Linked DNA regions of Homo sapiens: regions 2, 3, 4, 5 and 6 are each linked to region 1. The links are chromatin loops, found by intact Hi-C in ENCODE. Cell type or tissue: mammary epithelial cell. All regions are shown on one strand.

Region 1 (4,000 bases):
CAGACAGCTCTTCAGCATACTGGTTTCCATTTCTGTGGATATATACCCAGTAGTGGATTGCTGGGTCATATGATAGTAGAAAAAATTTTAAGAAGAAATATGCCCAAGTAACAATGCATTTGATAAGCGCAACCCAGGTAAGACACAAGAAATGTCATAGAAGTTAAGGTACTCCCTGGAGTGTTTAGAGAAGGCACTATATAGGAAATAGCATTTGAGCTGTGCAGTGAATAATTTTTATAGAAAAGAGTGCCTTTTCAACACAAGAAAGAGCAATCACTAAAACGCAAAGGCAGGAAATGACAATGTGTATGTGGATGATGGGAGCCAGCCTGGCAGCTGTGTTGGGGTCATGAGAGATAAGGCTTGGAGCTGGCAGGGTGGGTTGCAGGAGGCCCAAGGAGCGTGGGCCAAGCATGGGCTGTGGAGAGATGACTCAGAGCAGAGAGAGCCTTTGAACAATGGATTTCCATGACCTGTAAAAGGGAGAGGCTTGGAGGCAGGAGTGCCTCTCTCGAGGTGCTAAAAGCTTTTGCAGAGGGTGGGAGGGGTTGGTTTGAGCCACTGAGAGGACTTGAAAAAAGAGAGGTCACAGCTACTGGGGGCCTTAAGTCTCTGGGAAACTGGGGTACAGAAAACCAAAATGAGAAAGTCAGAGAAGAGTAGCTTTGAGAATTGGCCATGCCGGGCGCGGTGGCTCATGCCTGTTATCCCAGCACTTTGGGAGGCCAAGGCGGGCGGATCACAAGGTCAGGAGATCGAGACCATCCCGGCTAAAATGGTGAAACCCTGTTTCTACTAAAAATACAAAAAATTAGCCGGGCGTGGTGGCGGGTGCCTGTAGTCCCAGCTACTTGGGAGTCTGAGGCAGGAGAATGGTGTGAACCTGGGAGGCGGAGCTTGCAGTGAGCAGAGATCGCGCCACTGCATTCCAGCCTGGGCGACAGAGCGAGACTCCGTCTCAAAAAAAAAAAAAAAAAAAGGAGAGAATTGGCCATGTTCAGAAGCCTGCTTGAGGTAACATAGAGCAACGTTTGATGTCCAGGCATAGTGGCTCATCCCAGCATGCTTTGGGAGGCCAAGGTGGGAGGATCACTTGAAGCCAGGAGTTTGAGATCAGCCTGAACAACAGAGACTCTGTCTCTACAAAAAATAAAAAATTTAGCTGGGTATGGTGGTTGGTTACATGGCTGTAGTCCCAGCTGCTTGGGAGGCTGAGGCAGGAGGATTGCTTGAGCCCAGGAGTTCCAGGTTACAGTGAGCTATGCTTGTGCCACTAACACTTCAGCCTGGGTGACAAAACAAGACTGTCTGTAAAATAATAATAGAATTTTTTTTAAAGGAAAATAAAAAATATTCCATGAAAATGTCCAGAAATAGTTATAGATTATAAAAATGCAGTGCTATTATGTTAAAGTCACTGTGAAAAATGAATTCTGGGATATTCAATGAAATCCTAAACAAAGTCCATACAGGTTGAGCACCCCTAATCTGAAAATTGGAAATCTGAAATGCTACAAAATCCAAAACTTTTTGAGCACTGACATGATGTCACCAGTGGAAAATATTACACCTGACCTCATGCAATGGGTTGCAGTCAAAACATAGCCAAAACTTTGTTTCATGCACAAAATTATTTAAAATATTATATAAAATTACCTTCAGGCTATGTGGACAAGGTGTATATGAAACATAAATGAATTTCATGTTTAGACTTGGGTCTCATCCCCAAGATAACTCACTGTGTATACACAAATAATCCAAAATCTTAAAAAATCCCAAATCCAAGACACACTTTGTCGCAAGCATTTTAGATACGGGATACTCAACCTATATTGCTAATTCCCCCCAGATGAGGTTAGATTTTGCTGGTCTTGTGGCAGAAACTCGGCTTGGTGTAATTCTCAATGGCAGCAGCAGAGGGCAGCAGCAGTAGACGGTTGGGATACTCCTCACACCGAGTTAAGGGAAACTTCATTCCTTTATGAGGTTTGGGATTCTGCCTCCACCCACTGACGGTAGATGTTTCCAGATGCTGGGGAAGAGACGACTGGCCCTGGCTTGCCAAGTAAACCGCAGTTTCATCTACACCTTCCAGATGGAAATACTGAGCAAAGCAACAGGGATCGCCTTATTCCACGAAGCAAAAAGAATAATAATAGGCCTAGCACGGTGGCTCACGCCTGTAATCCTAGCACTTTGGGAGGCCGAGGCGGGCGGATTGTCTGAGGTCAGGAGTTCGAGATCAACCTGGGCAACACGGTGAAACCCCGTCTCTACTAAAAATGCAAAAAATTCGCCGGGCATAGCGGCGTATGCCTGTAGTCCCAGCTGCTCAGGAGGCTGAGGCAGGAGAATTGCTTGAACCCAGGAGGCGGAGGTTGCAGTGAGCTGACATGGTGCCACTGCACTCCAGCCTGGGTGACAGAGCGAGACTTGTCTCCAGAAAAAAAAAAAAGAAGAAGAATTAAAGGCATTGAGTGCCTATTCTTCTAAGAGCTGCATGCATATTATGCCATTTAATTGTCTTAAGAATCTGGCATTATTATTACCATCCACATTTTATTGTAAATGAGTTTAAGTGGAAGCAACTTATAAATGGTTGCTATCTGGCTCCTGAGTCCATTGGTTTAATTAACCCTTCCACTGTATTACCTGTCTACAAAGTTTTGTTATTCGAGTGTGTATACGTGCACACATGCTCTCTGGTGCACAGAGAGTTTTTGTTAGCTTATTTAGATTTTGGGGAAAGGTGAAGAATTTATGCGTGTTTTCATCTCTTCTTTTTTTTTTTTTTTTTGAGACAGATCCTCGCTCTGTCGCCCAGGCTGGATTGCAATGGTGCAATCTTGGCTGACTGCAACCTCTGCCTCCCAGGTTCAAGTTATTCTCCTGTCTCAGCCTCCTGAGTAGCTGGGATTACAGCTGCCCGCCACCATGCCCAGCTAATTTTTGTATTTTTAGTAGAGACAGAGTTTCACCATGTTGGCCAGGCTTGTCTTGAACTCCTGACCTCAGGTGATCCACCCGCCTCAGCCTCCCAAAGTGCTGGGATTACAGTCACGAGCCACTGCACCCAGTCTTCATCTCTTCTTTTAAACCAAAACACTGTAAGGCGTGAACAACATACTTTGCTGGAGCAGTGCTCTTTCAAGTGCGGTCCCCTCTCTGGTGCTGTCCATGAGCTGTTGGTCAGGGGCCTGTGAGATAAGTACAGAAATCGAGAGCATTTAGATACTTTGATAGCAGTTTGACAGATTCATTTTATGTCTGTTGAATCTCATTATGAGCTTGTATTTTATATGTCTTTTTCATTTGGTTTTTCTAGTAACTTGTGGCTAGTTCCTTGCCCACAGGATTGCTCAAGAAGCACTGCAGTTGAGTTTATAACACACATGTAAAAGTCTAGAGGATTTTAGATAGTTCCTTTCACAGGGGAAACGAAACCCAGCACAATTATTAAGACATGGAGGGTTGCTCCTCTAAATCCTCCAACAGCTTCACTGATTGTCAAGATTAAAATACAATAAAGAGGGAGAAAGTGGCAGAGAGGGAGGAATGGGAGAAGAGGAACTTGAGGAGGGACAGTCTTGACAACTCTCGCGGGAGGACTTGGGCTACGTCACTGCGATGAGTACAGGAAAAGCACAAAATTAAAAAGAAGCAAATGGAATAAGGAATACTTTTTCTAAAAGAAAACCAAAACAAAACCCTGCTCTTAGATATGACTGCTGCACCTTTTGCATACACATTTGATACAGCAAATGATCCTGAAGTCCCTGTACTAGGCCAGGCTTCCACATTGATTTATTCCATTCACTCATACAAATCAATACTTGATTTTCAACAAGCTGCAAGTCAGAAGTCGCCATTGAGGGTGGGGTGAGGTGGCTCACACCTGTAATCCCAGCATTTGGGAAGCCAAGGCAGGCAGATTACTTGAGCTCAGGAGTTCAAGACCAGCCTGGGCAACATAGAGAAACCCAGTCTCTACAAAAAA
Region 2 (4,000 bases), 110 kb before region 1:
GTCGCCCTGTGTAGCTTTAGAAAACTAGAACCTCAATTATTATCTTTCTCTCCTGAATCTGTAGCTTCACTATCAAATTAATCCTTTACCCTTGCTTTTAATTTTTTTTAATTATGGTAAATACAGATAACATAAAATTTGCCATCTTAACCATTCTAAAGCATACAGTTCAATGGCATTAAGTACGTTCACATCATTGTGCAACCATCACACCACCCACGAGGAGCCGGATTTATTATTTCCTATCCCACGCCACTATTCCCATCAGGAAACCATGCCATCTTAACCACTATTCCCATCAGGAAACCGTGCCATCTTAGCCACTATTCCCATCAGGACACCGTGCCGTCTTAAAGTGATTCCCTGTAAGATGAGCAATGGAACTTTACTTGCCCAGTAGACCCTTTGTCTCTTAGGACTGGGCAACTGAGTTTTAAAATGGTTTTGATGCATTTATATAGCACGTTAGCCAAAGTGAATTTCCTCTTTCCTCCTTGTCTTTAAACAGCTCTGAGCAGCGGGTCCCCTGTTCCACTTCTTACCACAGCTCTGGGTTGCACTCGGGTGATGGGGTCACCAAAGCAGGACCTATGGGCCTTCCAGAAATAAGACAAGTGCCAACTGTTGTGATTGAATGTGATGACAATAAAGAAAATGTGCCTCATGAGTCAGACTACGAAGACTCTTCTTGCCTGTATACAAGAGAAGAGGAGGAAGAGGAGGAGGACGAAGACGACGACAGCTCATTATACACCAGTGCGTTCATCTTAACTCATCACCAGGGGTGGGGAAGCATGCTATTGTGGAAAGACAGCAGAGAGTGGACCCAGCAGCCCAGCAGTCTGGGTTCTAATCCCTGCTCTGGTGTTGACTGGTCCTGGGTCGTAGGGCAGCTTAGTCTACCTGTTGGGGCCTCAGTTCCTACATCAGTAAGAGGAGAGGGTAAATGTCCTCTAAATGCCCTCCTTAAATTCCCTCCTAGCTCTAAAAATTACTGCCACCTCCTACCTCTTTAAGTGGCTTCTTTGTTGCTTCTCTTAGGATGCAACTTCTCCCCCACCCAAAAAAAACTTTAAGAAGTTTAAAACTCTGTCCCTGTCTAGCAAACACTCAAATACTACTCACTGTGTATGCAACAAATTCACTTTTTAAGCATACCTCAGCAACTTTAGAAGGCCTCAATTTAAATTTCTTATTTATGACCTTTAAATGTGCTAAGAGACAAGAGAAGAAATGAAGAAAGCAAAGTTCAAAACCTATCACTCTGGCCATGAACAGTAAATAAATTTTAGTTACGTGAGTACAGCCTGATATTTGGCCAACTTTTTAATAAATGAACTTATGAGAATAGCAACCATGCATTGAACATGTACTGTGTGCCTGACAATGGGCTACGGTTTTAATCTCTCACCTACATCTCACAACAACCCTGAGGCATGGACACTATTGCCTCATTTTACAGATAAGGGCAGAAAATGGAGAGACAAGGCGCTGGCCCAGGGCCTCACGTCTGCTAAGGGGCAACGCTGGGGTTTGATGCGGGCTCTGTCACATTCTGAAGCTCATGTTCTAAAACTAGTGGAGGAAGAAAGAAGAAAAGCACTACTCAATCAAGCCCAAAGCCATCCTCAGACTTGTTGCCTGCTGGCGTTTTCTCTCGCTCTCTACTTACCAGGCTTCAAATAGCTGGCTCCAAGTAAGACCTGGTGAGCTATGAAGGGATCCAAGTGATGTCAAGGAAAGAACCACACAGGGCAGCCAGAGACCTCAATGATCCATGAATGGAAGGAGCAGCTGCTCAGCCCCTGTTTGCTGTTCAGTATCCAGAGAATTAAATGTTTTATACAGAGGTTTCTCAACCTCAGCACTCCCGGCATTTGGGACCAGATAATTCTTTGGTGTGGGGCCGTCCTGTACACTGTGGGATGTTTACAGGCATCCCTGGCCTCTGTCCGCTAGATGCCAGTAGCACCCTCTGCCTGCCACCTTAGTTTTGACAACCAAAAAATGCCTTGGGATTTTGCCAGGTGTTCCCTGGGGAGCAAAATCACCACTGGTTGAGAACCACTGATTTATATCAGATGTAGGGAAGCCCTGCCTCAGCTGCTCAGAAATGCTGGGGTTGAAAAGAAAAAACCCATCCCAGGATATTGCGTGTTTCAAAGCCCTCACCTCCACTCCCACCCCCAACCAGCCCCACTTTGTCCGCCTACCTTTTTTCTCCTTCACGTCCCCCCAGCTCCAGTGTAGTTGATCTTTTCTGTCTCTTGAGATTTCCTGGTGTAGCCTTCACCGCTGAACTTCTGCAGACACAGATCCCCGCCCACCTGCTGCCTGTTGGACTCTCATCTCTGCTTCAGGTGTCAGCCCCTCCTCCTCGTGAAACTTCCCCTAGTTGCTAAAAGCCTCTGTCCTATCTCCCCCTTTGCAGTCCACTGCACCCCACAGCCAGTCCTGCCCTCCTTTGTGATGTTGCCTGCGTGCTAGACATTCCTGGAGAGCAGAGACCCAATCACAGGTTCCCCATGTGCTGTCCATGTGCCCCACACAGTGCTAGGGGTAGAGTGTGTGGCAATGGCAGGAACTCTAGGAACTGAGGCATTAACCACTTTCAGGTGTTAAAACCTTGATGACTTCCTTCCTGCCTTGTATCTTATGACCCAGGGTTGGCCCTGTGGGAGCCCAGGCAGATATGTAAGCCTTAATTGACTCATTTCTGTCTCCTACAGGCTCCCTGGCCATGAAGGTCTGCAGGAAGGACTCCTTAGCCATCAAACTCAGCAACAGGCCCTCCAAGCGAGAGCTGGAAGAAAAGAACATCCTTCCCAGGCAGACGGATGAGGAGCGGCTGGAGCTGAGGCAACAGATTGGCACCAAGCTCACCAGGTAGGACAGCGGCACCCTCTGCCTCCCTGGCAGTGGGCCTTTAGCTCTCCAGGTTCTAGCAAAAGAATTCAGTCTCGGCCGGGCGCAGTAGCTTATGCCTGTAATCCCAGCACTTTGGGAGGCCGAGGCAGGTGGATCACATGAGGTCAGGAGTTCAAGACCAGCCTGGCCAACATGGTGAAACCCCATCTCTACTAAAAATGCAAAAATTAGTCAGGCATGGTGGCCTGTAGTCCCAGCTACTCGGGAGGCTGAGGCAGGAGGATTGCTTGAATCTGGGAGGTGTAGGTTCCAGTGAGCCGAGATCACACCATTGCACCCCAGCCTGTGTGACAGAGCAAGACTCTGTCTCAAAAAAAAAAAAAAAAAAAAAGGAAGAGACAATGGAAAACATCCCATTTTGTCTCCAAGGTTGTTTCTATAGTGCCCTCTCCTTTATTTATCCAAATCTTGGAAAATTCACTTGATTCAAGGTTCAGGGAGAAATTGAGAGGCAGGTTTCCAGGGAGAATAATCATCTGTAGAAAAGCCTCCATCATCTGGCCAGGCACGGTGGCTCACACCGGTAGTCCTAATACATTGGGTGGCCAAAGTGGGCAGACTGTTTGAGCCCAGGAGTTTGAGGCCAGCCTGAGCAACAAAGTAAAACCCCATCTCTACATAAAATCAAAAATTAGCGAGATGTGGTGGCACATGCCTGTGGTCCCGGCTACATGGGAGGTTAAGGCAAGAGGATGGCTTGAGCACAGGAGGTCAAGGCTGCAGTGAGCCATTATTGTGCCACTGCACTCCAGCCCAGGTGACAGAGAGAGAGAGAGAGAGAAGGAAAGAAAGAAAGAGAGAGAGAGAGAAAGGAAGGAAGGAAGGAAGGAAGGAAGGAAGGAAGGAAGGAAGAAGGAAGGAAGGGAAAAGAAAGAAGGAAAGAGAGAAAGAAAGAAGGAAAGAGAAAGAAAGAAGGAAAGAGAAAGAGCGAAAGAGGAGGAGGGAGGGAGGGAGGAAGGAAAGAAGGAAGGAAGGAAGGGAAAAGAAAGAAGGAAAGAGAGAAAGAAAGAAGGAAAGAGAAAGAAAGAAGGAAAGAGAAAGAAGGAAAGAGAAAGAGAGAGCGAAAGAGAAG
Region 3 (4,000 bases), 200 kb after region 1:
GGCATCTTGTAGAAATAGGCCCTAAATCATATATTTGAAACCCCTGGGGCTAGAGTGGCTTGGAATTTAGAACATTTTGGATTTTAGAAGGGTAAATACATTAATATCTGTACTACAAAACATATAAAATTTATCCCAAATGGTATTTAAAAAAAAAAGCCTCCCATCAGCCTCCTGTCAATTCAGAACAGATCGTACCAGCAAGTTTGGGGTTTGCAGAGCTTTTTTTGGATTTGGGAAATGCAGATAAGAGATTGTGAACATGAGCATCAAAGAAAACAATTGCACATAGTGGCAAACATCTACTGGACGGTGAATGTTTGCCAGGCTTTCTGCCAAGCTCTGTACATGTGCGGCCCTCGCAACCAGCTTGCAAGGTAAGTGCTATTGATTACTATCCCCATTCTAAAAATCAGGAAACTGAGGCATGGATGGGCTAAATAACTTGTTTGAAGTCATATGACTAATAAATCCACTCATTTGTTCCATCTCCATTGAAGTTGAAAGCTTATAGTTGAAAAATTTTGTAGAATCATCCACTCTAGAGAAAACCTTTTTTTCTTATTGAATGATTAAAATATTTCCAGAATGACTGGCTGGCACTGCACTCTGATTTCAAAGTCTTTGCTTTACAGCTTTAAATTTGCCTTCTCTTTTTATTGCCTGTCTTGTTTTAACAGCAGCCAATTCACACAAAACAGCTGTAGGTTGTCTCCTTTGCACACTGATAAAAGTCTCAGGAGGTTTCAGGGGAAACCTTGTGCAAAGGACTGGCTCCATCAAAATGAGACCCACTTCCAATAAAGCAGGATACAATGTGGATTTCTATTAAAACAGTGTTATAAAATTAAAGTTGGATGATTGAGGAAGGCTTTTGCTTAGTAATGAGACTCTGTGGGGATGCAGAAGTTGGCCATAAACAGTGTGTTTTGTGGGGATGCAGAAGTTGGCCATAAACAGTGTGTTTTGTCTTCTGCATAACTCGGTTTCCTCTGTTCTGATAACCTGTACCTTCCCAAAGCAATCTAATAAAATTTACAGGAGTGGTTTCCTACTACTGTGCCAAACATTGTTTAGAATGCACTTTAAATACTCTCAAAGATTTAAAAGAAAAGCATCGATGTTCTAATAATTATGAAAACACATCCTCAGAATCCATATAACCATTCAAAAATCAAGGAGAACAATGTCCTTTGTTTAGTTAACCTTTCACCTTTTTTGCCTCATTAGAACTTAAAACTATTAGGCATAATATGCCTAATATAAAACATATATAACCCCAGTGACATGCATTTATTTTGTGATTAGCTGAATTTTTTATTATTTCAGAATATTAGAATATTGTTGTTTTTTTCACAAATATGTTCTTTAAAGCTTTGTTGTTATCTTAAGAGTGATTTTATTAAGCCTGTGTAAAGAGAATGTCCAGATAATGAAATCCAATAGGAAGAAGGGTGTGTCTATAGGAATTGAGTGTAAAAGCGGCTTTGAACCAATTTATTCTTAAATAAATAAGTGTCCTTATGCTGGGTTGGCTTGCCCTACAACATGGGCTGCTTTCTTCTTCACAAAGCTCCCCCTGCTGTTTAATAAAGTCTAACTTTCCCCAATTCTTTCTGAACCTGAAGTGCTTCTAATGATCCTACAAAGTTATCTACTGATGCCTCACATTTTATTACCAAAGCTAGAGCATTTGGCCAAATTTTGCAAAATGTTGAGAACGCAGTAATTCTTTAACAAATGCTTGTTGAATGAATTAGGATATTCCTGTCAACCTCACACCATAAGCCCGGCAACCAAGACAGAAAGAGGTGATGTAGCTCTCAGCTTTCACCTACTGTCCATATGACCTTGGGCAAGTCACGGCACTTCGTTCATTTATTTATTTATTCAACATTTATTGATTGTTAATCCATACCAGGCACCATGCCAAGTGCTAGGGACACAATGGTGGGCAGATAGGTGTGCTTTCTACCCTCACAGACCTTCTGAATCAAGGGGCTCTCAAACCTCGGTGTGTGTCAGATTCACTCAGAGGCCTTGATAAAATACACATGGCTGGGCCCCTCCTCCAGAGTATCTGATTCAGTGGGCTGGGGTGGGGGTCTGAGAATTTGCATGTCTAACAAGTTCCCAAGTGAGGGTGATACTGCTGGTCTGTGGGCCACACTTTGAGAACCGCTGGCTTTAAGAGGAACAGTCACAATAGTATGATAAATGCTGTGATGAGTCCTGGGTGAAACAGGGACACAGAGCAGAGGATTAATCTAGTCTATCGGGATAAAGAAAGTTTTCCCAGACACATGCGTTTAATCAATCCTAAGACCTTAACATCTCAGGCATTGGGATACAAGAAACACTGATCCTTCCTTTTTACACTTTAACATCTGCAAGATCACAATGCATTTGATGAAATACTGTAACAACATTTAAGCAGAAAGGGTAATCAAGACAATGTGGTGCTGGCACACGGAAACATGCATAAATCAATGGAATAGAATAGAGTCCAGAAGTAAATCCATATACCCATGGTTAATTGATTTTTGACAAGGGTGCTGAGATCGTTCAATGGGAAAAGGGCAGTCTTTTCAACAAATGGTGTGGAGATAACAGGATAGCTACATGCAAAAGAATGGAGTTGGATCCTCTACCCAAACCATCTCCAAAAAATTAACTCAAAATGGGTCGAAGACCTAAATGTAAGAGCAAGAGCTATAAAACCCTTGGAAGAAAATAGAGGTAGATCTTCATGACCTTAGATGTGGCAAAAGATTCTTAGATATGACAACAAAATCATGAAAAACAAAAGAAAAAAATAGATAAATTACATTTCATCAAAATTAAAAGCTTTTATGTTTCAAAGGACACCACCAGTAAAGTGAAAAGATAACCCACAGAATGGGAGAAAATGTTTGCAAATCATACATCTGATAAGGGACTTGCATCTAGGATATTTAAAGAACTCTTATGAAGACAATCCAATCAGAAATGGGTAAAATATCTGAATACACTCTTCCTCAAAGAAGATATACAAGTGGCCAAAAAGCACATGACAAAATGCTCAGCATCACTAGACACCAAGGAAATGCAAATCAAAACCACGATAATACTTCACACACACTAGGATGATTATGATTTTTAAAATGGCAGACAATAACAAGTGTTAGCAAGATGTAGAGAAATTAGACATTTGCACACTGCTGGTAGGAATGTAAAATGGTGCAGCTGCTTTAGAAAACAGATGGTAGTTCCTCAACCAATTAAACAAGAGTTACTATATGACCCAGCAATTCCACTTCTAGATATATATCTAAGAGAAATAAAACCATCTGTCCACACAGAAACTTGTACAAGAATGTTTACAGGGCCGGGTGCAGTGGCTCATGCCTGTAGTCCCAGCACTTTGGGAGGCCGAGGCAGGTGGATCACCTGAGGTCAAGGGTTCAAGACCAGCCTGGCTAACACGATGAAACCCCGTCTCTACTAAAAATACAAAAATTAGCCGGGCATGGTGGCGGGCGCCTGTAATTCCAGCTACTCAGGAGGCTGAGGCAGGAGAATTGCCTGAACCTAGGAGGCGGAGGTTGCAGTGAGCCGAGATCATGCCACTGCACTCCAGCATGGGCTACAAGGTGAAATTCCATCTCACAAAAAGAATGTTTACAGCAGCATTATTTGTAATAGCCAAAAGATGAAAACAACCCAATTGTCCAGGGTTACACATGGACAAATGGAGAACCAAAATGAGGCATGGAATATCATTCCACTATAAAAAGGAATAAAATGTCGATACATGCTTCAACAAGGATGAACCTTAAAAATATTATGCCAAGTGAAAGAAGCCTGTCACAAAAGACCACATACTATAAGATTTAATCTGCATGAATATCCTAAACAGGGAAAGTTATAGAGACAGAAAGTAGATTACTGGTTGCTTAGGGTTGGGAGTGGAAAAGGGAGAGGCAGAGAGGTGATAGCTTATGACAAACGGATTTATTTT
Region 4 (4,000 bases), 62 kb after region 1:
AGAAAGGGGTCATGAGCCAAGGTATACAGGCAGCTTCTAGAAGCTGGAAAAGGCAAGGGTATGGATTCTTTCCAGAAGCTTCCAGCAGGAACACGGCCCTGCCAGCACACTGAATTTAGACTTTCTACCTCTACAACTGTGAAGAGAATAATCTGTATTGTTTTAAGCCACTAAATTTGTGACAATTTATTACAACAGCAAGGGAAACTCATATACCTGGGGATGTTTCAAGTCAGAGGAAGGGATATTTACCTCCCAGGAGGAAGGTAGGGCTTCCTGAGTGGTGGTGATCACAGGTGTGCAGTGACCGACACCTTCAGAGCCACAGAGAGGCCAGATGTTGGAAACAGTGCTCAGAGAAGGGACAAGAGCACCCAGAACCTTTGCTTAGGGAGCAGGAGCAGACCCATTGTGGGTGCCCACAGTGGTCTCGAACTCCTGGACTCAAGTGATTGGCCCGCCTCGGCCTCCCAAAGTGCTGGGATTACAGGTGCAAGCCATGGCGCCCAGCAAGACAGATTCTTAATAAAGTAAAACAAAGCCTTACTCTAAAGCCCGGCAATTCCACTCCTAGAAATTTACCAAAGAGAAATGAAAACAAATATCTACACAAAAGATCCAAATGTGAAGCCACCCTCGAAATGAAAAGTGGTGTCCAGCTCAGGCCCCTTGTCTCTCCATCTGAGGACTCGGGCCTGCCGTGAGAAAGTGATCTGCATCTTCACTTTTCACTTCCTCTTTCACCTCCAGGCCCTCTGGCATCTCTGGGGCAGCCTCTGCCATAACCTGGAAGGGTGGAGGCCCAGCCTTGTATCATAAAACCCAGGGGCCGGCCCACTGGGGAGAACAGAAGGCACTGATACCACCTGGGAGGGCAGATATTTGCCTCCACCTGCTTCCACTTTAGAAGCCAATGCAAAACAGGAGAGCAGGGTGGGGAACAGGACAAATATTTGGCCAAGTACCAATTCAGTCTTAGGAATGAGCAGAAGATGGTGATGTCTTGCAGTGGGCATACCCGGAATAACACACAGCCCACGTGGCATTATCCCGGCACATTCTATTACTAACAATTTGAATGGGGGCAGGGGCAAACCTTTGCAAATGAAACATATTTTATATGAAAATAAACACTGTCACATTTGGAACTGAAAACAAATTTTGCATTAATTTTTAAAAGAAGACTTTTCCGACTATGGGCCACATCCCCAGATACTCCCTCTATCTTCCAAAGTATGCATCTTCTTTGCCCTGTCCTTAACTGCTATTGCAGAAGGAAGTCTGAGAAGCTGTGTATAGGGGAAAGTGCAAACCTGGAGCCTCTGCCGCTGGGTTTGACTCCAGGGGCTGCCAGCACGAGCTGTTTCATGTCAGTTACTGTACTATACCGTATATTATGTTATGTACAATGTCAGTTACTGCTCTGAGCCTCGGCTTCCTCATCTTCAAAATGGAAATGAGAACTATTACCTCATAGGGCTGTTCTGAGGATTAAATGAGATCAGGTATGTACATACCTTGCACATTAGTCAGTTATTACTGTTAACAGCATTCACAGACACCTAACTTGGATCTGTTACGAGGCTCACTTCCTTAGCAGGGATCAGGAAAATGCTGATACAAGACCAGGTAGAACCTCCGTTTCGAGTTTATCCTTTTGAAATGTTCCAAATCTTGATTGGTGGTGATTTGAGTGTACGCATTTAGCAAAGCTCATTAAAGTATACACTTACTATCTGCTTATTTCACAGTATGTAAATTTACCTGAATAAAAAATTGTTTCAAAAAAAGTTGCTCCTCTGTCCTTAAACACCTATTTTGTATATTTAACCCAGAATGTGCACCCCAGTGCACAAATGCAGCGTCCAAGGAGCTCACATCGGGTGTTTAGTTTTGATTAATGGGCTTTCCTGGACTCAGAAAGGAGGTAATTTAGGATCCCAGCTGCCTGCAGGCAGAAAGAGGCTCTGTTGAGCCATCAGCACCTCACTGCCGCCTGCTCAGCCTCCCGGGCTTCTCAATAAATGGCGACTCCACTTTCCCTCAGGTCAGGGCTCAGACCAGTCAATGGCCACCACGGGGCAGCATCCCAGAACAGGAGGTAGGGAGGGACATCCAGGGGCTCAGCTGCTTTTGAAAGCTCTCTATTGACAAGGACGCCACAGACACCAGTTGATTTGACTCGTTGTTATTTTTTCTAGCACAAATCATGAGCCAGTTACAGTAACACTGGGCATTTAAAAGGCAGGAGCTAGACAAGCACTTTACTACTTTGGAAAACAGATTTTGTTGTTTTGTTTTGTTCTGAGACAGGGTCTCACTATGTTACCCAGGCTGGAGTGCAGTGGCGCAATCAAAGCTCACTTCAGCCTTAACCTCGCGGACTCAGGTGATTCTCTCACCTCAGCTTCCAGGAGCATACCACCAAGCCTGGATTAATTTTGGTGGTGGGGGAGGGAGGGGTGGCATGTAGGGACAGTTTTTCCATGTTTCCCAGACTGGTCTCGAACTCCTGGACTCAAGTGATTGGCCCGCCTCGGCCTCCCAAAGTTCTGGAATTACAGGTGCAAGCCACGGCACCCAGCAAGACAGATTTTTAATAAAGTAAAACAAAGGCTTACTCTAAAGCCCAGCAATTCCACTCCTAGAAATTTACCAAAGAGAAATGAAAACATATATCTACACAAAAGAACCAAATGTGAATGTTTGTTGCAGTTGTATTTATAATTGCCAAAAACTGGCAATGACTCAACATCCAACAGCAGCTGAATAGATAAATAAATTGTGATACCTTCATAAAATAGAATACTACTCAGCAGTAAAGATAAATGAACTACTGAGACATGCAACAATATGAAGAAATCTCAAAACCGGTATGCGGAGTGAAAAGAAGCCAGAGGCAAAAGGATGCAGACATTCTATTTATCTGCAATTGTAAAACAGGCAAAGTGAGCTATCAGGGCAGAAAGCACAGCAGTGGTTACTGGGGCTGGGACAGGGGCTGAGGCTGGGAGGGTAGAGAATGCACCAAAAAGTCAACTAAGGCAACTATCCGGAATGATTGGAAATTTCCATATCTTGAAATTGCAGTGGCATTGCACAGGTATATACATTTACCAAAACTCACAAAGCTATACATTTAAAATAGGTACATTTTATTGCATGTAAATTACCTCAACAAAAGTAGCAGGGAGAAGGAGAAGGGTGATCTGATGTCTCTGAGGGGTGCTCCCTTTTGGGGAAGCCAATACATCATTTCTTTCTCCTAAGATCCTCCACGTGGTCACACAGTTACTGAGAAGCTGTTTTAATCTATACAACTGTGGGGATTCTGATTTTTTTTTTTTAAGAGGCCTCTGGCCTCCTGATATATTGAAGAGAAAATAAAGACTTCCTGGATGGCAAAAGCTCTAAAATAGACATAGTGCAGGCCAATACACTAAGACATGCAGGACCGGGCAGGGATTCAGCCAGCACACAATGGCAGTCACATTGGGGGTGGGATAAATGTTAAAATATCTATTTATCAGTTAGTAAATAGCCACTGCCCTGAAATGCCTGAATATCTCTCTATTATCCAGGAATCCTCCCCATCTCTCCAAAGCTCAGCAACTTGAAGAGTTGGTGGTTACCACTGCGGAAGCCACCAAGATCCCACTCCAGCTCCTAGGCACCTCTGTGCTGATGGGTTAGTGCCTGGCCATACTCCATAAAAACATATTTCAGATGTCCCATTCCTCCTGTTATGAGGCTCACTTTCTTAGCAGGGATCAGGAAAATGCTGATACAAGACCAGGTAGAACCTCCGTTTCGAGTTTATCCTTTTTGAACAATTTAATTTAGGAGTAATTCGAAGCAGATAGTGATCAAAAGAGCACACATTTCGTCAGAATGAAGTGCTGCTGATGGAAAAATACATAAAAGTGGGAGAATCTTTTTCCACTTTTAAGCTCTGCTTGGACCCTAGTCAGACTCATGTCTTACATGCAGATGAACATTT
Region 5 (4,000 bases), 700 kb before region 1:
TATACTTAAACAAGTATGTGTTGTTTATTTGAAATTCAAATTTGTCTGGGCATTTTGTATTTTATCTGGCAACCCTACTGCTCAGCCCAGTCACAGCATTAAATTCTTCTCAACACAAGCATGCAGTCAGTATAAATCAACTGCTGTTGACATGTGAGTTGATGTCTCTTTGACATTTCACATTCCACAACGGAGCTTAACTGGTGGGGTCCAAATCTTACAAAACAGGCCTTGCTTATCTCCAGCTCTTGCTTGATTAGTTTTGGATGTTAGCCTGGGTCTGGCAGAATCTCCTCCCCTCCTTTCCAGGAGCACGGCTCTTGTACAGGAGGAGTGCTGTGAGTCACTCTAGAACTTTCATCAATCTGGGTTCATCTCACCACCTCTCCAATAAATTCTCCAAAGCTAGTGCAAATTCGATAGTGCCTTTCCTACTTTCCAATGGCCATGCGGGTTTTTTCTTTCTTATTTTGAAGGAATTTGGGGAAAAAGAGTATTAGATGACTGTGTTGTAGTCATCTTCCCATCTTATCTGAAAAGTCAAGATAATTTTCTTGATCTGAAACAAAATAAATCCTTGCACGTGGTTAAATGTCCATGTTCCACCATGAACTTTAATACTCATATAAGCCCAACTGTGAAACTCATACATCGGTTCGTCAATATTTTTATGGCTGGGTTCTTCTTCTGGTTGTAACAACACAAAGATTTTAGAAAGGGCAATCCTGAAAGAAATTGCCCCCTGCTGTCTATTTTGAGTATGGGGCAATGTGCAGACACTGAGATTTGCAAACAAGTATCATTAAATAGAACCCTGTAGAGAAACACAAATGGAACTTTGGAAATGTGATATTAAGATAATTTCTTATTTCAACATTCACTGACATCAAACTTCAAATAAGAATCCATTAAGAATAAAAATCAGATAATTTAGGTAGCACTTCAAAAACGATCATATATGGCCTCTTTCCTTCTCTTCCTTTATCTTTTCCTCTCCATGGATGATATATGACAAAAAAGGAACATTCTGTAGCATTAAATCAGATTTCAAAGTCATTATTATGATTATATGCACATCAGTAGTACTTGCCCTACTTTTGCTTAAATCATGGAGATTATGAGAAAAGCATTCCTTTGGGGAATTTAGTTTGTTTCCCAGCTTTTATAGATATTTCATTTGAGAAAAATTTGAACTCTATCTGGGTATTCAGGATTCATGCTTTCATCTGTAAATTTCAGTGACTACTAACACCACCTGGCCAAACCGATTATGAAGCTCTAAATATGATCTGAAATTTCAAATTCAATTCATTTTCAGTTCAAAAAGTATGTTGTTAATGATGCCTTACTGTTCCTGCAGTAAGAAGGCTGCTTTTCTTTTTTTGTATAGAAAATAGCTTTGATTATTTTAAGTTTTATATGTGATACATATTAAAAGTATAAACTAAAATATATAAAATGGTATAAAGAAAATATTTTAAAAATTACCTTTAATTACAACACTATGAGATAAATAGCCCCATTATGTTGATTTATTCTTTACTTCTGTTCCTGGATAGAAACATAAGTGGGAATATATTTTATGAGCACAAAGATACAATCAAAAGAATTGACTTTTTTTTAGGTGTAGTGAGCTTTAGCCCTTTATTTGAATTCCTTTTTCATATTTAAAGCCACCTTATAAAGTATGTACTATCAATAAATTTCCTATTTAGAGATAAAAAAATTGAGGACAGAAAAGGTCAGATTGCCCAAACTCATATGACAGCAAGTGGAGAAGCCAGAATTTGAAACAAGGCCGTTTGACTCCAGAGCTCATGATACAGTACATGAAGTTTAATGGACATGCATTTTATCACCTAATGATATACTATAGATACCTTGCCATATTGATATATATCAAAATACATACATCCTTTTTATGGCAACATAGTATTCCATTAGGTGGCCAAACCATAGTTTACATAAACAGTCTCTTTACTTCACAATGGAATACATTTTTTTCGCCACTATAATATTACTTTGGGAAAAAAAAGAACCCTTGCAATTATCTTCGCTAATTTTTTTTACTACTTGTTTAGGATAAATTCCTAAAAGTAGGATTTGGTAGTTCAATTTAATTTTTTGGCACACATTGCCAAAATGCACTTCCTGAAGATTAAACCAACCTACTCTCCTACAAACAGCACATTAGAATAACTTTTCCACACTCGCTCCCTTTAGAAAGATAATTCTCAAAGTCTCACATTCCAAGACACTTTGAAAGCAAAAAATCTCTTTCCATAGTGAGTCATCACTGTAATTTGCATACCACAGTGAATCATCACTGTAATTTGCATATGGCCAAACTTCTTTAAAGACTGTGATACCCTGTCTAGGCACCAATGCTTCTCCGTGAAACAGCTTCCCAGGGTCAATTTTCCCTGTGGTGGCCAGCAGGCGGTGCTCACACACAGATTAGAAAGACCTCTGTGGTCACTGATTCTCTAACGCAAAAAACTTCATTCACATCACCTCAAACCCTTGGACAACACTACGTGGCCTGTGAAAACCACCTGATTGCTCGAACCTTACATTATGGTTTAGTCAATACTCTCTGAAATTCAGGTTCTTATTCTTATACCAATATCTTAGGAAGAGTCATGTGAGCAATGTCCAAATATTCTTGACTATGAGTGAGGTCCATGTATACACACTACCAGTAGCTCCCTAAGACCCAGGCAGGTAAGCTTTTAAGTATCCAATCTTAAACATGTATCATAACCTTAACCACCAACTCCATATCTATACTCCTTGCCTATAAGAAGTGGCATATGCCAAAACACCACCTCATGCGCTCTCTTTTCTGTATTTTACTTTCCTTCAACTATTACGTATTTCTTATTTTAAGGTAGATTATATATGTTATTTGTTGCAAGGCTGAGGCAGGTAAAAGTTTCTCCATGTTTTCCTTTCTAGTAGAGTCCAGTCTATTTTTCTTTTATGGTTTCATATATGGAATAATCATACTGCCTTGTGCTTAATACAGAAAATTTTCAAATTCCTGTATAGTTTGGTTGCTAACATCTTGAAAAGCAGAATTCAAATTAAAAATTGACTACACAAAAATAGAAATTTTTGGTATTTTAATTGTTAAATTTGGTCTGAACAACCAAAATACCAGGAAAAAAAATCTGAGAAAAATATTTAAAACCAATATGACCCACAAACAGTGATGTCCTTAAGAGATAAGGAAGCACATATATCTATTAAAAATAAAATACTGGGTCAGGCATGGTGGCTCATACCTGTAATCCCAGCACTTTGGGAGGCACAAATGGGAGGATCTCTTGAATCCAGAAGGTCAAGGCTACAGTGAACTGTGATTGTGCCACTGCACTCCACCTTGGGTGACAGAGCCAGACTCTGTCTCAAAATTAATAAAATTATGACAGAAAAAAAATGGACGTGGTGCCTGAACAGAATTTATAGAAACATAAGTAACTATAAACATATTTTAAGAAAAAATGTAATCTAATTACTTATAGAAAAAAATGCAAATTAAAATGACCTTTGTTCAAATGAGAAAAGACTAATTCAGTAATTAGCAATTATGCTTAGGATATGGCAAAGATCAAAGTCGTGCTTTACATATGGTTAGTAGAAATAGATCATCATTCTAGGAAAAAATTTTACAAAGCATAGCAAGGAGACAGGGAGGGGAACATCACACACCAGGGCCTGTCGGGGGGTGGGGGGCTAGGGGAGGGATAGCATTATGAGAAATACCTGATGTAAATGACGGGTTGATGGGTGCAGCAAACCACCATGGCACGTGTATACCTATGTAACAAACCTGCATGTACTGCACATGTACCCCAGAACTTAAAGTATAATAAAAAAATGTAATACCCTTTGACTAGTAATATGGCTCTGGAAATTACTGGAAGCTTAGTCAAAGAATATATACGAAAAGTTTATTCTGGCATTCTTTATTCTAACAATAAATTATATGCCCCCA
Region 6 (4,000 bases), 71 kb after region 1:
TGAGATGGAATGAAACTTAGATCATATTATTCCAGCATACAGGAGGAGGGGAGGACATTCACAGCTTCTATTTTTGCTGCTGTTTCTCCTTCTGTCTTTCCCACTATATGTGTATTGTGGGTGGGATAGGGCAGAGTTGAAGATAAAGTGAACAAAGAAGCATAAAAGACGGGATTGAGACATTGCCACTCCTGAGAGATACTCGCAAGCCCCAGCCTCAACTCATCAGTGGCTTGAAGGGTTCCAGGGCCAGGAGGAGCCTGGGGACATTGGCAAGGATCTTCCTTTCACTCTTGGCCTCCCCACCCCAACTTCTGAGGCAGCATCCTCTATCTCTAAAGAACAGGCCTCCCGCCTCTGCTATTCAGGGAATATTATGTTCTCCCAACTGTTATATTTTGGGTCCTTTTGGCAGGAGGTGGAGATGGGCAGGGGTGGAAAGAACCCACAAATGTTCTCGGAACAAGGAACCAGTAAAGTACAGACATCTGGCCCCAGGATTTTGCTGGCTCCAGGGACGTCACTATAAACCCACTAACACTAATTGCTTTCACGTCTGCTCCCATTTCTAGTGGAAATAAAATGCCTCTCTGGCTAATGGAAAATGAAACGCCGTTTGCTGTTTGTTTACCACATTACATAAGAGCTTTCTGTAGCACCCCTCCTCCCCTGGCCCCTGCCCTGAAACCCTCTGAAGGACAGCTTGTGCAAAGCCTGCAAGCGCTCTACAAATACAAGGTAACACGGCTTCAGAAAGGGCGCCTGTATTCACGTTAGGACTGTACAACTCCTTAATCCTAAACAGACGGGAGGGGAGGGCAGAAAGAAGAGAGCGAGAGCACAATCGAGAGTGAGAAGAGAAGAATTCTATTTGCTTTAAATTCATGCTTCCAGGAATATTTTCCATCTCCTTACTTGATGCTAAGTGCAAAGATCTAGAGTAGCTCATCAAACCTCAACTTCTAAATTCAATTTCCCTGACAAAGAAGGGGAAATAAAGGTCCAGCTGAAACTGGGGTTTAAGAAAGTGGACTCTCATCCATTGGGCCTTTAAAGTGTCTGACAGTAGGTGATTGGGAGGCCTTCTTTGACAGTCCTGTTCTGGTTGGCTGCCTGTGTTTATCCCCATGTTGGCATTTTGTACACAGTGTGATAGCAAATATAAAGACCTCTGGCTGTCCTTCCTCTGCCCTTGTCAGTTCTCTCCTTCTCCAGCAGCAGAACCACTCATTTCAGCTGGACCCATGGTTGCCAAGAATAAAAAACTCCATTTCCCAGTCTCCCTTGCCATTAAGTGTGGCCATGTGACTAAGTTCTGGCCAATGGGATGTGAATGGAAGAGCTGTGTAAACTTTCCATGGTGCACCCTCCATTTCCCTTTTCCTGTGTGACAAGCATAAGGCTATATTGGGCCATGAAGGCAAAGACAATACTCTAGGGATGGTGGCGCCAAGACAGAGGATCCTGGATCCCAAACACTATAGAGCTGCCAGACTGCTTACAGAGCGACTGCTATGGGAGGAAGAACTTTTTATTTTGGATCTGGGTTACTGCAGCTGAAATTGTATGCTTGGGATCTATTTGCTGAAGAGAAGAAAGGAGGATACCCTTAAAATAGATGACCCCACCATTTGGCTTTCACATTGAAAAGTCAGCCTCAGCTCTTCCTACTTTTCTTATTGATGAAGAATCTTACACCCCTACCAGCTCCCGGGCCTCAAAGACTACATCTTCCTCCTTGCCTTTCTTTGTCCCCATTTTCTTCTGTATGCTGCCTACTCCCAGGCTGGCACAGAGCAGCACTCCTTGACCAGAATGGCCCAGACAGTTGGAATAAAGGATGACATTAAAATAGAGCCCTTTGTTATGTCTCTAGGGAGTGTCTTCAAAACACCCTGTTACAATGGCCGAGAAAATTGCCTGAGATGGCCAAGTTCAAAGGGCTTATCTTTGAATCAAAAGCGGGAATGGGGTTTTGTGCAAATGTCATCTTCTGCCCAGTTCTGAGTTTCTATGTAGCAAACTTGGAGTAAAGTTAAGATCAAATGGGGCTCAGAGGATCAGCTATTACAATAGGCCTCAGTCAGATGGCTTTTCTTGAGCCACTGGATTTCATCAGAAGAGAATTGCAAACACAAACCCTTTGTTTAATGTAGACGGTGATGAAATAAATAGGGTGACTCCATCTCAACCACCCTCCTCCCTGTACTCACCCAACCAACTGACTCTCGGAGATTGCCCAACCAAAGAGCAGAAGTTCACAGAATATCTCTTCTTGGGTCAGCACCCAAAGGTGGGAGCACTTGGCTTTGCTCCCAGAAAACTATAATCTGGTGAAGGCATGTGAGAAATGTGCCCTTCCCTACTGCATACTGCAGAAGAACGTGGCTGAGAGCCCGGCCACGGTAGCATCTATCCTCCACATAGAGTCTTTATGAAGTGACACCTTCTCTCTCCAGCTCAGGCAATAGCCTCTGCCTGATCAGAACACAATTGAATGTGGCCTTGGGCCAGACTATGGCAGGCAAAGGTTAATTTCCTTTCCTTCTTAGAGCAGGACCTAGTTCCAATTGCCTCGCTTTGCCTAACTCAATTTTCCGCACAATATAGCAAGCTCCTTATCTTGGGCAGTGAGGTAGAAGCTTCCCCTTGTTCCTCCTTATGGTTTCCAGTGGAACTTTGAGGAGGGGCACATTTTGCTTAAAAAACAGCATTAATTGTGAAGCGAGAATAGCTTTTCTACTGATGGCTGCTTTTCTAGCAAAAATGTCTGCCTGCAAGGACCTCCCCATGTGACCTGGCAGGGAGAAAAGATAATGAGGAGCTCAGGTGAACAACTCAGGACCTGAGGAAAGTAGGCCAGTGAGTCAAAATAAAATCCAGCCAGGAGCAAACAGAAGAGTTAATGAACAGGAGATCACCTGATGCCCGGGCCCCTCTACCTTTAGCGATTTCATGTCCGAAGGTACTCTGTGCTCACCCGGGTAACACAGCTTTGTTAAGAGAATAGTCAGGCTGATAGATTTGTTCACTTCTATAGTCGCTTATCTTGGAATTACTCCATTGTTTTTAGAAAAATGACAGTTCATTTTCTAAAAATTAACACAGGCCAGTGTGGTGGCTCACGCCTGTAATCCCAGCACTTTGGGAGGTGGAGGTGGGTGGATCACTTTGAGGTCAGGAGTTTGATACCAGCCTGGCTAACATGGTGAAACCCCCTCTCTACTAAAAATACAAAATTAGCCAGGTATGGTGGCATGTGCCTGTAATCCCAAGTACTTGCAAGGCTGAGGCAGGACAATTGCTTGAACCAGGGAGGTGGAGGTTGCAGTGAGCTGAGATTGTGCCATTGCCCTCCAGCCTGGGTGACAGAGTGAGACTCCATCAGAAAGGAAAGAAAGAAAGAAAGAAAGAAAGAAAGAAAGAAAGAAAGAAAGAAAGAAAGAAAGAAAGAGAGGAAAGAAAGAAAGGAAAGAGAGAGAGAGAGAGAAAGAAAGAAAGAAAGAGAAAGAAGGAAAGAGAGAGAGAGGAAGGAAGGAAGGAGAGAAAGAGAGAAAGAGAGAGAGAGAGGGAAAGATAGAGAGACAGAGAGGAAGGAAGGAAGAAAGGAAGGAAGGAAGAAAGGAAGGAAGGAGAGAAAGAGAGAGAGAGAAAGAGAGAAAGAGACAGAGGAAGGAAGGAAGGAAGGAAGGAAGGAAAAAAACAATGAAATAAAAGAGACAAATCCTAAGAAGAAAATGAAATGCCTCCAAACCCACCATCCGTCAAGTAACCATCATGAGATTAGGGGACTGCAATTTTAGTTACGTCTTTATGCACAGAGAGATAGTAGGAAGGATAGATTTACAAGCAGAAATAATTTAAAGGGAGTATAACACATAGTTTATTTAATAAAGAGGATTCCACTATTTGAACTTAACAGATAAGAAAGAAACTGAATTGCAGCCGGGCACGGTGGCTCACGCCTGTAATCCCAACACTTTGGAAGCCCGAGATGGGC

What was found. Peaks named below come from ENCODE experiments on the same cell type or tissue, not always from the same donor. Only the 100,000 strongest peaks of a DNase experiment are listed, where the experiment ranks them.
Region 2: a loop joins it to region 1, with 2.4 times the contacts of the local background. A loop is called at or near these places in 12 of 110 quality-filtered maps.
Region 3: it touches region 1 in a loop (14-fold over the local background); 96 of 110 quality-filtered maps call a loop at or near these places.
Region 4: a loop joins it to region 1, with 5 times the contacts of the local background. A loop is called at or near these places in 23 of 110 quality-filtered maps.
Region 5: a loop joins it to region 1, with 6 times the contacts of the local background. A loop is called at or near these places in 9 of 110 quality-filtered maps.
Region 6: a loop joins it to region 1, with 7 times the contacts of the local background. A loop is called at or near these places in 16 of 110 quality-filtered maps.

Annotation. Positions count from the first base shown.
Region 1 is chr6:13,334,751-13,338,750 of GRCh38, forward strand. No RefSeq gene overlaps it. Among named protein-coding and RNA genes, the nearest start is that of TBC1D7-LOC100130357, 8.2 kb to the left of the region's middle. RefSeq lists a silencer at 3,337-3,446. In mammary epithelial cell, a CTCF peak has its summit at 1,921 (motif pointing right); a DNase peak (open chromatin) is centred at 2,021; H3K27ac peaks cover 607 bases.
Region 2 is chr6:13,227,308-13,231,307 of GRCh38, forward strand. PHACTR1 (phosphatase and actin regulator 1) reads left to right here. Exons shown (of 15, transcript NM_030948.6): 9 at 509-756; 10 at 2,730-2,886. It overlaps LOC105374933 (a long non-coding RNA gene), which reads right to left and starts at 2,666. Exons shown (of 4, transcript XR_007059456.1): 1 at 2,214-2,666; 2 at 1-1,812. RefSeq lists an enhancer at 1,965-2,024 and a silencer at 2,195-2,284. In mammary epithelial cell, a CTCF peak has its summit at 1,981 (motif pointing right); no DNase peak of the experiment used is centred here.
Region 3 is chr6:13,536,696-13,540,695 of GRCh38, forward strand. No RefSeq gene overlaps it. Among named protein-coding and RNA genes, the nearest start is that of SIRT5, 36 kb to the right of the region's middle. In mammary epithelial cell, a CTCF peak has its summit at 1,582 (motif pointing left); no DNase peak of the experiment used is centred here.
Region 4 is chr6:13,396,727-13,400,726 of GRCh38, forward strand. The region is part of intron 1 of GFOD1 (Gfo/Idh/MocA-like oxidoreductase domain containing 1); the gene reads right to left. Among named protein-coding and RNA genes, the nearest start is that of TBC1D7-LOC100130357, 70 kb to the left of the region's middle. In mammary epithelial cell, no CTCF peak of the experiment used is centred here; a DNase peak (open chromatin) is centred at 1,515.
Region 5 is chr6:12,635,788-12,639,787 of GRCh38, forward strand. No RefSeq gene overlaps it. Among named protein-coding and RNA genes, the nearest start is that of LINC02530, 52 kb to the left of the region's middle. RefSeq lists a silencer at 2,460-2,519. In mammary epithelial cell, a CTCF peak has its summit at 2,428 (motif pointing right); a DNase peak (open chromatin) is centred at 2,364.
Region 6 is chr6:13,405,697-13,409,696 of GRCh38, forward strand. The region is part of intron 1 of GFOD1 (Gfo/Idh/MocA-like oxidoreductase domain containing 1); the gene reads right to left. Among named protein-coding and RNA genes, the nearest start is that of GFOD1-AS1, 79 kb to the right of the region's middle. RefSeq lists a silencer at 257-457. In mammary epithelial cell, no CTCF peak of the experiment used is centred here; a DNase peak (open chromatin) is centred at 2,205; H3K27ac peaks cover 2,013 bases.